2 separate regions of the Homo sapiens genome follow, and region 2 is linked to region 1. Evidence: read pairs that join two places in POLR2A ChIA-PET (ENCODE). Cell type or tissue: OCI-LY7. All regions are shown on one strand. Links, peaks and the distances in the headings refer to the core of each region. The heading gives the core; the rest is flanking DNA.

Region 1 (5,375 bases), core at 285-5,284:
TTTTTTTTTAATTTAAAAATCTTCTCACTCCAGCATCAAATTTAAATTTTAGGTACAAACCTGTTCCATACTTTTACAATAGGTATCTCTTGCTCCTGCTACTGCAGCAAGATTATTAGCTTCAGCTGTTGCCTAAAAAATAAAATATGCCATTATTATGCAAAAAATACTCTATGACTCTAAAAATTCTGATTAACACAATAAGTTATGTACAATAAACAAGTCTGAAAATGAACCAGAGAAAGTAACTTCCAGTTTTTCTTTCCTATGCAAGGGAACGTTGGTATAAAGGATATAATGGTAAGTGGTTCTAATAGGACTGCCTGCCTGATTTTGTTTTGCTTAGGTTGATGTTAAAGTGTGTCTGCAGAAAACACCACATATGCTCAGGAAATGGATAAAGATAAATAGATATAACCCTAAAATATGTGGATCTCCAGGTGTTAGGAATCGAGAATTACCCATATGGTTCTCTCTCTCATAATCAGTATTATACAAGACATTTTCAAACCCACAAACCTTACTGCACGAAGTTTTATCGGCAAATACTGTTTAATCTACTATAAAATGGAAAAATAGCCTAAAGTAGTAAATGTTTTAAAATATGAATGGGGTAAAATGACACTGTCCCAAAAGACCACCATTTGAAAGACAGAAAAAGAAGTGAGACTATATTCACTAGAAGTAGCTCTAAATCATTAACACCAAATAAAAATAAGACTTATTCCAAACAACATTCATTGTCAAAGACTCAGAATAGAAGCAGCTTAGTTCAGAGAGGCCCACATCAAGCCATCTTATCAAATAGAAATTTTCCTATACTTTGAGCATCTGAAGAGAAGGTACTGAGGACTCTTATTTCTGGTGGCCTGGACACATGGAAGGCCTACAATCTGCAGTTACAAAAAAAAAATTGTATGAAACCTTAGGACCCACGACACATACGGCCTTAAGCAAAATGTGTTTGCATGCAAAAAAGCACCCCCCATTTTCAGCATTTCTCTCTAAAGCAAAGATTTTTATTCTCCCTCATAAATAAGTATATGTACAACACATATCACTCTCTCTCTCTCTACCTGAAGCATGGACTTTGGATGTGGAAGTTCTTCTCCTTGATAGATTTTGATGTAAGCCTAAAAAGGGAGAAGATTTGTTAGACTGACGGATTATGCAATTTGGCTCCACATCCCCAAAGAAAGAAAAGTCATTAAATATAAAAATAATTAACACCATTAAAAGTAAATTCTAGGCTTTAAAAATCACCTTATTCCAACAAAGTTAACCCTATTCTCAATATTATTAAATTATATGCTGCTAAATAATATCCTAGGTATTTCTATAACAAATATAACATAAAAGTTATAACTCAAAGTTAGATATAAAATGCCATCTTCTTTATGAAAAGAAATTCACAATTACCCCCTATTGCCAGTGTTTTAATATTTTTAAAAAACTTTTTTTTCTCTTTCTTTAGAGATGGGGTCTCACACTGACACTGAGGCTGGAGTGCAGTGGGATGATCACAGCTTACTGCAACCTCGAATTCCTGGGCTCAAGTGATCCTCCTGCCTCAGTTTTCCAAGTGGCTGAAACTACAAGGTGTGTGCCACCACATCCAGCTGAAGAAACAATTTTATCCAGTATTTTACTTTGACCAGCTTAAATTGTATTTCAGCTCAAGAAGGAAAAAAAAAAAAAAAACTAATTTGTGGTTTAAGAGTAAGAAGGAAAAGATAAGAGTTTGTTAGAAGTCCATATAGGGTCTTTCATCTCAACTTTCTTTTTTTTTTTTGAGAAGGAATTTCGCTCTTATTGCCCAGGCTGGAGTGCAACGGCACGACCTCAGCTCACCACAACCTCCGCCTCCTGGGTTCAAGCAACTGTCCTGCCTCAGCCTCCCGAGTAGCTGGGATTACAGGCATGCGCCACCACATCCAGCTAATTTCGTATTTTTAGGAGAGACGGGGTTTCACCACGTTGGCCAGGCTGGTCTCGAACTCCCGACCTCAGGTGATTCGCCCACTTTAGCCTCCCAAAGTGCTGGGATTACAGGCATAAGCCACCGTGCCTGGCTCATCTCAACTTTCCACTGACAAGATTCATTCATAACTGGGAAGGAGGCAGAGCAAGATGGCCAAATAGAAGCCTCCAGTGATCACCACCTCCAAGGAATATCAAATTGACAACTATCTACATAAAAAACCACCTTCATAAGAACCAAAAATCAGGTGAGCAATCACAGTACCTGGTTTTAACTTCAGATCACTGAAAGAGGCACTGAAGAGGATGTGAAAAACAGTCTTGAATCACCTACACCACCCCTCCCCCATCCTCTCAGCAGCAACCACATGGTGTGGAGAGACAATCTATGTGCTTAGGGAAGTCGAAAGCAGTGACTGTGGAATTTTTGCATTGAAACTCAGCGCTGCCCTGCCACAGTGGAAAGAACTCAGCCAGCACCCATGGAGGAAGAATTTAGACCAGCCCTAGGCAGCCAGTCCTGCCACCATGGGCTACAGTGCTCTGAGGTCCTGAATAAACTTGAAAGGCCATCTAGGCCACAAGGACTGCAATTCCTGGGCAGGTCCTGGTGCTGGGCTGGGCTCAGAGCCAGTGGACCTGGGGTGCATATGATATAGTAAGACTCCAGCTGGGGCAGCCAAGGGACTGCTAGTGTCACTCCCCCTACACAAGCTCAGGCAGTGTAGTTCACAGCTCTGAGAGAGAGTCTTTCCTTCTGCGTGAGGAGAGGAGAGGGGAGAGTAAAGAGGACTTTGTCTTGCAATTTGGATACCAGCTCAGCCAAAGTAGAATGCGGCATAAGGCAGAGCCCTAAGGCCCCAATTTCAGTCCCCAGTTCCCAGACAAGATTTCTAAACACACCCTGGGCTGGAAGGGAACCCACTGTCTTGAGGGGTATGACCAAGTCCTGGCAGGGTTCATCACGTGCTGACTCAAGAGCCTCTGGGCTCTGAATAAGCAGTAGTGGTAGCCAGGCAGTACTCACTATGGGCCTTGGGTGAGATTCAGAAATGTGCTGGCTTCAGGTGTGACCCAGCACATTCCCAGATGTTGTGGCTATGAGGAGAGTCTCCTGCTTGAGTAAAGGAGACAAAGGCCAGGTGTGATGGCTCACACCTGTAATCCCAGCAATTTGGGAGGCCAAGGCAGGCGGATCACCAGAGAGCATCTCTGGACCCACCCAAGGCCAGAGGGAACTTGCTAGATTTGCCACCTGCTGATTGTAGAACCTCTGGGCCTTGACTGACCACAGGCAATAACCACACAATAGTCACAATGGGCCTTGGGCAAGACCCATTGCTGTGCTGCCTTCAGGTCTGACCCAGTGAAGTCCCAGGGATGGTGGCCACAATGGTGCTTGTGTCACCCCCTCCCCCAGCTCCAGGCAGCTCAGCACAGAGACAGAGACTCCATTTGTTTGGGAGAATGTAATGGAAGAGAACAAGAGTCTCTGCCTGGTAATCCAGGGAATTCTCCTGGATCTTACCGAAGAGCACCAAGGCAGTACCTCTACAAATCTGCAAGAGCCACAGCATTATGGGCTTGAAATGTCCCTAATGCAGATACAGCTGCAGTGACCAAGATCACAACACCCAAGTCCCTTCAAATAGTTAGAAAGCCTTCCCAAGGATGACAGGTACAAACAAGCCCAGACTGCAAAGACTATAACAAATACCTAACTCTTCAATGTCCAGACACCAACAAATATTCACAAGCATCAAGACCATCCAAGAAAACATGACCTCACTAAACAAACTGAAATAAAGCACCAGTGACCAATCCTGGAGAGACAGAGATAACTGACCTTTCAGAGAATTCAAAATAGCAGTTTTGAGGAAACTCAAAGAAATTCAAGATAACACAGAGAAGGAATTCAGAATCCTTTCAGATAAAGTGAACAAAGAGACTGAAATAATTATAAAGAATAAAGCAGAAATCCTGGATCCGAAAAATGCAACTGACATACTGAAGAATGCATCCAAACCTCTTTTTTATTTTATTTTTTTGAGACAGGGTTTTGCTCTGTCTCCCAGACTGGAGTGCAATGGTGCAATCCTGGCTCACTGCAACCTCTGCATCCCAGGCTCAAAGGATCCTCCTACCTCAGTGTCCCAAGTAGCTGGGACTACACGCGTGCGCCATCATGCCTGGCTAATTTTTGTATTTTTTGTAGAGACAAGGTTTCACCATGTTGCCCAGACTGGTCTCAAGTGATCTGCCCACCTCAGCCTCCCAAAGTGCTAGGATTACAGGCATGAGCCACCTCACCCAGCCTCAGAGCTTAACACAAGACCTGAACAAGCAGAAGAATTAGTCAGCTTGGAGACAGGCTATTTGAAAATACACAGCTGAGACAAAAGAAAAAAGAATGAAAAAGAATGAAGCATGCCTACAAGATCTAGAAAATAGCCCCAAAAGGGCAAATCTAAGAGTTCATTGCCTTAAAGAGGAGTAGCTAAAGAGACAGCGGTAGAAAGTTTATACAAAGCAATAACAAAGAACTACCCAAACCTAGATACCAATATTTAAGAACAAAAGATTATAGAACACCAAGCAGACTTGACCCAAATAAGACTACCTCAAGACATGTAACAAGCAAACTCCCAAAGGTCAACGGTAAAGAATGGATCCTGGCTGGGCGTGGTGGCTCATGCCTGTAATCCCAGCACTTTGGGAGGTCAAGGTGGGGGAACTGCCTGACCCTGGAGTTCAAGACCAGCCTGGACAACGTAGAGAAATGACGTCTCTGTTAAAAACAACAACAGGCCAGGCACGGTGGCTCACACCTGTAATCTCAGCACCTTGGCAGGCTGAGATGGGAGGATCACTTGAGGCCAGGAGTTGGAGACCAGCCTGTTAAACACAGCAAGGCCCCATTTCTATTAAACCACCACCACAACAACAACAAGAAGCACGAATGGATTCTAAATGCATCAACAGAAAAGAAACAAACAACATACAAAAGAGTTCCAACACATCTGGGAGTAGACTTCTCAGCGGAAACCTTACAGGCCAGGAGAGAGTAGCATGACATAAAGTGCTGAAGAAAAAAAACATTTTTCCTAGAATAGTATATCCAGTGAAAATACTTCAAACATGAAGGAGAAATAAAGACTTCCTCAAACAAAAGCTGAGGAATTTTATCAACATCAGACCTGTCCTACAATAAATGTTAAAGAGAGTTCTTCAATCTGAAAGAAAAGGATTTTAATGAGCAATAAGAAATGATTTGAAGGTCCAAAACTCACTGGGAATAGTAAACACACAGAAAAACAGAATATTATTAACAATAATTGTGGTGTGTAAACAACTCATATCCTGAGTAGAAAGACTAAAAGACGAACCTATAAAAA
Region 2 (5,375 bases), core at 176-5,175, 120 kb after region 1:
CTAAACAGATTATATTATAAAAACTTCTGGGAAGTCTCAAAAGAGTATTATCATGTTCATTTAAATGATCTTATAGTTGCTACAGACTTTGCTTTTTGAATGCAGAATATGCATTGATTTTTTTCATATCCAAAGCTCTAGGGGTCTCTTTATTAGCATACTTTAACTATTGTGTACTCTAATTAAATGTGAATATAGCCTTAATCTAACTGACTCCCTTGATATTACCCCAATCAGAGATCATGAAACATAGTTATAGCGCCCATGTATTGAGTGTCTACTATGCACAGGTCAGGAAATGTGTCAGGGACTTTACATATGTTATTTTGGTCCACCTTCACAAAGGATTTGTAGAATTAGCTTCAGTTTACAGCTGCTGAATCTAAAATGCAAAAAGGACAAATTACACAAGAGCACAGGTGCAAGTGGCAGAACTCAAATGTACACTCAGCTACGTTCTGGCTCCAAATCCAGTGACATGACATCCTTCTTTGTCTGAGTAGGAACAGTCATAAAAATATTGGAAGGAATTCATGGAGCCTTCTTTAAATAAAAGGCTCATGGTGTCCACAAGATGATCCCACGCTACTCCACCCCAGTGACACCTTGTCTGGGGTGTTGTGAACACTTGTAAAAGCCACATTTTTTTTTTTTTTTTTGACGGAGTCTTGCTCCATCACCCAGGCTGGAGTGTAGTGGCGTGATCTCGGCTCACTGCAACCTCTGCTTCCTGGGTTCAAGTAATTCTCGTGTCTCAGCATCCCTAGTAGCTGGGATTACAGGTGCCTGCCACCACGCCTGGCTAATTTTTTAAATTTTTAGTGGAGACAAGGGTTTCCCATGTTGGCCAGCCTGTACTTGAACTCCTGACCTCAAGTGATTCACCCGCCTCGGCTTCCCAAAGTGCTGGGATTACAGGCATGAGCCACCACGCCTGGCCAAAGCCACAATTTAATACGAATTAATACTGGCAAAGGAAGTTGACAAGACAAAGTGGGTCTGAAAATGCAAGGAACTGTTGAAGAGTAATTAGTTTGTTGGAAAAAAAAGATGGAGAATAGGAGAAACAATCTAACAACTCTCTCAATATTTGAAAAGCTGTAATGTAGTAGAAATGGATTTTGTTCATTCACTCATTCATTCATTTCTCACACATTTCTCAGACACCAAACATGGGCCAGACACTTGCTAGCCATGGGAGAGCAGCTAGAAAGAAGTCAAATGTGCCTGCACAGCATAGCAAGAAAACCAGATGTGAAAAAGCATTGCAAGTGTGATGATTTCTGCAAGGTATAAAAAGGAAGCAAGAAGAAGTCTTTGGTCTTACTCCCTAAAATTCAGTAACACAGAATGACTACTCCTTTTTTTTTTTTTTTTTTTTTAATTTTTGAGACAGAGTTTCACTCTTGTCGCCCAGGCTGGAGTGCAGTGGCACAGTTTTGGCTCACTGCAACCTCTGCTTCCCAGGTTCAAGCGATTCTCCTGCCTCAGACTCCTCAGTAGCTGGGACTACAGGTGCACACCACCACACCTGGCTAATTTTTGTATTTTTATTAGAGACGTGGTTTCATCATGTTTGCCAGGCTGGTCTCCAACTCCTTACCTCAGGTGATCTGCCCACCTCAGCCTCCCAAAGTGTTGGGATTACAGGTGTGAGCCACCACGCCTGGCCTAACACAGAATAACTCTTACTGGGTAGAAATATCAATAGGTAAAAATAAAAGGGAGGCAGATTTCAGGGCAGAGTAAGAAAAGCTGTCCTGAGTCCCCAACAATGAGGTAGGTGTCAGGAAGAAGTGAGTCCCTGGCAGTGGGAGGGTTCCATTGGTGGCTGACTGACCCCCTCCCTGACACATTCCACAAGGGATTCCCTCATAGGAGAGGAGGTTAGCATAAGCACTGTCTACCAGCACAGATGCTGAAGTCCTAGAGTCTTGGACCTCATCTTCGACAGAGTGAACAAAAGTTCTCTGAAAGAAGGGCGTTTTTCAGTAATGCTGTTCAGCTCTTCCAGTGTGCTACTGTCCAACAATTCAATATTGCTGTCCAGTCTGCAGGGAAGAAGGCAAGGGGCAACTTAATCCCAACTAAGTAACATCCACTTACCTTTAGCAGGTAAGTGAAACCTCCCCAACCCATTGTTAATAAAAACTTGGGTGAGGGAGAACTTACTGGGTAGAAACTGTAGCATCCAGAACTTAAGAGTTAGCTGTGCCAGCTGCCAACAATTTTTGGACAGAGAAATGTTTGTAGGAATCCATTCTATCATTGCTCTGCACCATAAATTCCGGAGAGCACCCTTTCTTATCTGCTCAGCCTTGCCTCTTAAGAATGGTTGACTGCTCATCAACGATTCATTCTGAGAGAATAAGGAAGAATGCTCTTGTTTTCTATGACAAAGCCTCCATTTTCTATTTTCATGCTGAGGCAAGTAGCTGCAAGCCTGAGAGATTTATTATTTTATGACTTATGCCAATTTTGGAAGCTTGCAACTTTGAATCAAACTAGGAATGTGAAAAAAAGGGAAAAAAATTGTACAAACCTAGCAAGCCAGTGTGGAAAACTCCGGAGATAAAAAATATATCTCCTTTGACCAAATTATTCAAGTTGGAAACATCCCACCTCACAGATCAATTGCCCATTTAATCATAATGCCTTATAGCCACGTGGCACTTCAGGGACAGCTTACAAAGCATGTTCTTGTTTATTATCTTCTAGCCCTCCCAGCAGTCCTCTGCAGTGGGTATGGCTCGTGCTATAACAGAGGAGGTGTTGGACTATGAACCAAAAGAATCAGGCTCTATCTCCAGCCACCTCTTTAATTGATGTCTTTGGGCAATTTCACTTAAGCTCTCAACCTCATTTTTTTCTTCTGGCCAAAGGAACTGAAACACCCAGAGGCAGATGAAGCTCACAAAGCTTCAGCTTCAGAGCCTGCCACTTGCACAGGTTGTGAACCTAATTTTGAATTCACGGTTTTGTGTTCTTGTCCTTAAAAAGGGCTCCCCGAATTACAATTTCAGGCCACACAAAACCTAGATCCACCTCTTAATAAAAGTATACCTCCTCAGCCTAATTCTAGGAAGCCAAATTACGACAGGTGTCTCTATGATCTCAGCTCTGCCCAATGGCCTGTGTTGGTCCTATGGCTCCTCATGTCACAGGTGAACTCTGTTGGTGCCTCTCCTTGATGGCTGCAAAGGGCTCACAGCTGGCCTCTTCTCCAGAGAATGCCCTCAGCTGCACAAGAGGCCCTCATCCTGGAGTGTACACCACCACTCCCATCCAGGATAGCCAACCAACTCCTGATTGACGGGGAGTGATCCCCTATACACAAGGCTGCACCCCTGTCTGAAGGTCAGAGCAACTCTGTGGTGCAAGTCATGTCCTTAGGGGCCAGACTGAAGCTAGACTCCATCTGGGATCACATTCTTGCTTGGTTCCTTCCCATGTCTCATCCTGTTTCACACACCCCTTTCTGCTACACCGCTGCCCCATTAACATGTGCACCTGAACCCTCACCTGGGGATCAGCTTCTAGGGCACCCAACCTGAGACGTAGAATGATAAGAAGAGTGCCATTTATTTCCTATGTTGAAGACTGTCTGGTTCACTTTCAAACATAGTCAAAGAGCCATAAGCCTCCAAAACCCCTTGCAGCTCAGTCTATGGTGGAGATGGGTGTATATATATGTTCCTCAGCCAGCAACTTGGTCTGAGACCCATCCTGTGCCCCAAAGTCCACGGTTAAGAGTTCTAAGTACATTAGGAACAAGTACATTTGGGAGGGTGAAGGTGGAAGAGCTGACTGTTTTGTGATACCCTACACTGTGACCAACCACCCTAGTGTCTTCTCAGAATCTTTAGCTTTGGGTGTTAGGAAGGACACCAAAAGACGAGAAAAGAATGAACAGTAGCATCGTGTCACTTTCATTCTCTTGGCACCTTCTACCTGCAGGAGATTTATAGCTAGTTCTTTGTGCTGGCTAAATAGAGGAATCAAAGAGCTCTCCAATGTTGTCTGTCAGTTTAGAGAGAGGCAGAGTTTAGGAGTAAAGGGATTTACAGCCTGCTTCTGTCTCACCTCGTACTCAGTTTGTGGCTTTAAAATGAATTAATCATTCATTGCCCTTTAGCACTCCCATGTATGGCATGCAGGTTTACTTCCACATCTCACAAAGACCAAAGATCCCGAAAAGGATCATCATAACAGCAAGACTGCCATCCATAAGAGAGACATAATTTTTAAAAATTAAAAAAGATAGGCTGGGCATCGTGGCTCATGCCTGTAATCCCATCACTTTGGGAGGCCGAGGCAGGCAGATCATGAGGTCAGGAATTCAACACCAGCCTGAGCAACATGGTGAAACCCCATCTCTACTAAAAATACAAAAATTAGCTGGGCATGTGGCGCTTGCCAGTAATCCCAGCTACTCAGAAGGCCAAAGCAGGAGAATTGCTTGAACCCAGGAGGTGGATGTTGCAGTGAGCCGAGATCATGCCACTGCACTCCAGCCTGGTTGACACAGCAAGCTTCGTCTCAAAAAAAAAAAAGATAAAGACAGAGTCTTGCTATGTTGGCCAGGCTGTTTTCAAACTCCTGGCCTCAACCAATCCTCCTGGCTCAGCCTCCCAAAGCACTGGGATTACAGGTGTGAGCCACTGCCCCTGGCCAAGACATAATTTTTAATCATCAAAAAGGACACACAAGAAATTCCTCATGAAGGGGAATAAAATGTGAGGCAGGAAGGAAATATTCATTACCCAGACGGGTGCTTGCTCCCCTAGACTCTTACCCCGAGGGATCTGGAGATAACTAGTGCTCTATCTCCTTCCATTAAAGAGATAGGTATGGGCTTTGCAGACAAACTGTGAGGATCTAGGTCAAATCCAGGGTCATCATTCAAGGGAGAGATCATTCAAGGGTGGGCTGATGAGCTGCAGATTTCAGAATCAGGCTACAAGAAGTTGGGAAAGAGGCCGGGCGCGGTGGCTCATGCCTGTAATCCCAGCACTTTGGGAGGCCGAGGCGGGCGGATCACGAGGTCAGGAAATCGAGACCATCCTGGCTAACAAGGTGAAACCCCGTCTCTACTAAAAATGCAAAAAATTAGCCGGGCATGCTGGCGGGCGCCTGTAGTCCCAGCTACTCGGGAGGCTGACGCAAGAGAATGGCGTGAACCCAGGAGGCGGAGCTTGCAGTGAGCAGAGATCGCGCGGCTGCACTCCAGCCTGGGCGACAGAGCAAGACTCCGTCTCAAAAACAAACAAACAAACAAGAAGTTGGGAAAGACTGACTCAGAGACAGGGGCCCATGGCACTCACCCAGATGGGGCTCCCAATGCCCGATCCAAACCTTAGCAGAGCCACGGATAT

The links. ChIA-PET counts read pairs that join two places held together with the same protein. Peaks named below come from ENCODE experiments on the same cell type or tissue, not always from the same donor. Only the 100,000 strongest peaks of a DNase experiment are listed, where the experiment ranks them.
Region 2: POLR2A ChIA-PET joins it to region 1 with 14 read pairs; 2 of 35 experiments call an interaction of 5 or more read pairs at or near these places.

What each region holds. Positions count from the first base shown.
Region 1 is chr2:38,299,196-38,304,570 of GRCh38, forward strand. It overlaps ATL2 (atlastin GTPase 2), which reads right to left. Exons shown (of 13, transcript NM_001135673.4): 10 at 1,077-1,133; 11 at 61-132. Among named protein-coding and RNA genes, the nearest start is that of ATL2, 75 kb to the right of the region's middle. In OCI-LY7, for the core only: no CTCF peak of the experiment used is centred there; a DNase peak (open chromatin) is centred at 2,326; H3K4me3 peaks cover 1,034 bases; H3K27ac peaks cover 1,479 bases.
Region 2 is chr2:38,415,604-38,420,978 of GRCh38, forward strand. No RefSeq gene overlaps it. Among named protein-coding and RNA genes, the nearest start is that of LINC01883, 13 kb to the right of the region's middle. In OCI-LY7, for the core only: no CTCF peak of the experiment used is centred there; DNase peaks (open chromatin) are centred at 368, 1,238 and 2,878; H3K4me3 peaks cover 962 bases; H3K27ac peaks cover 3,122 bases.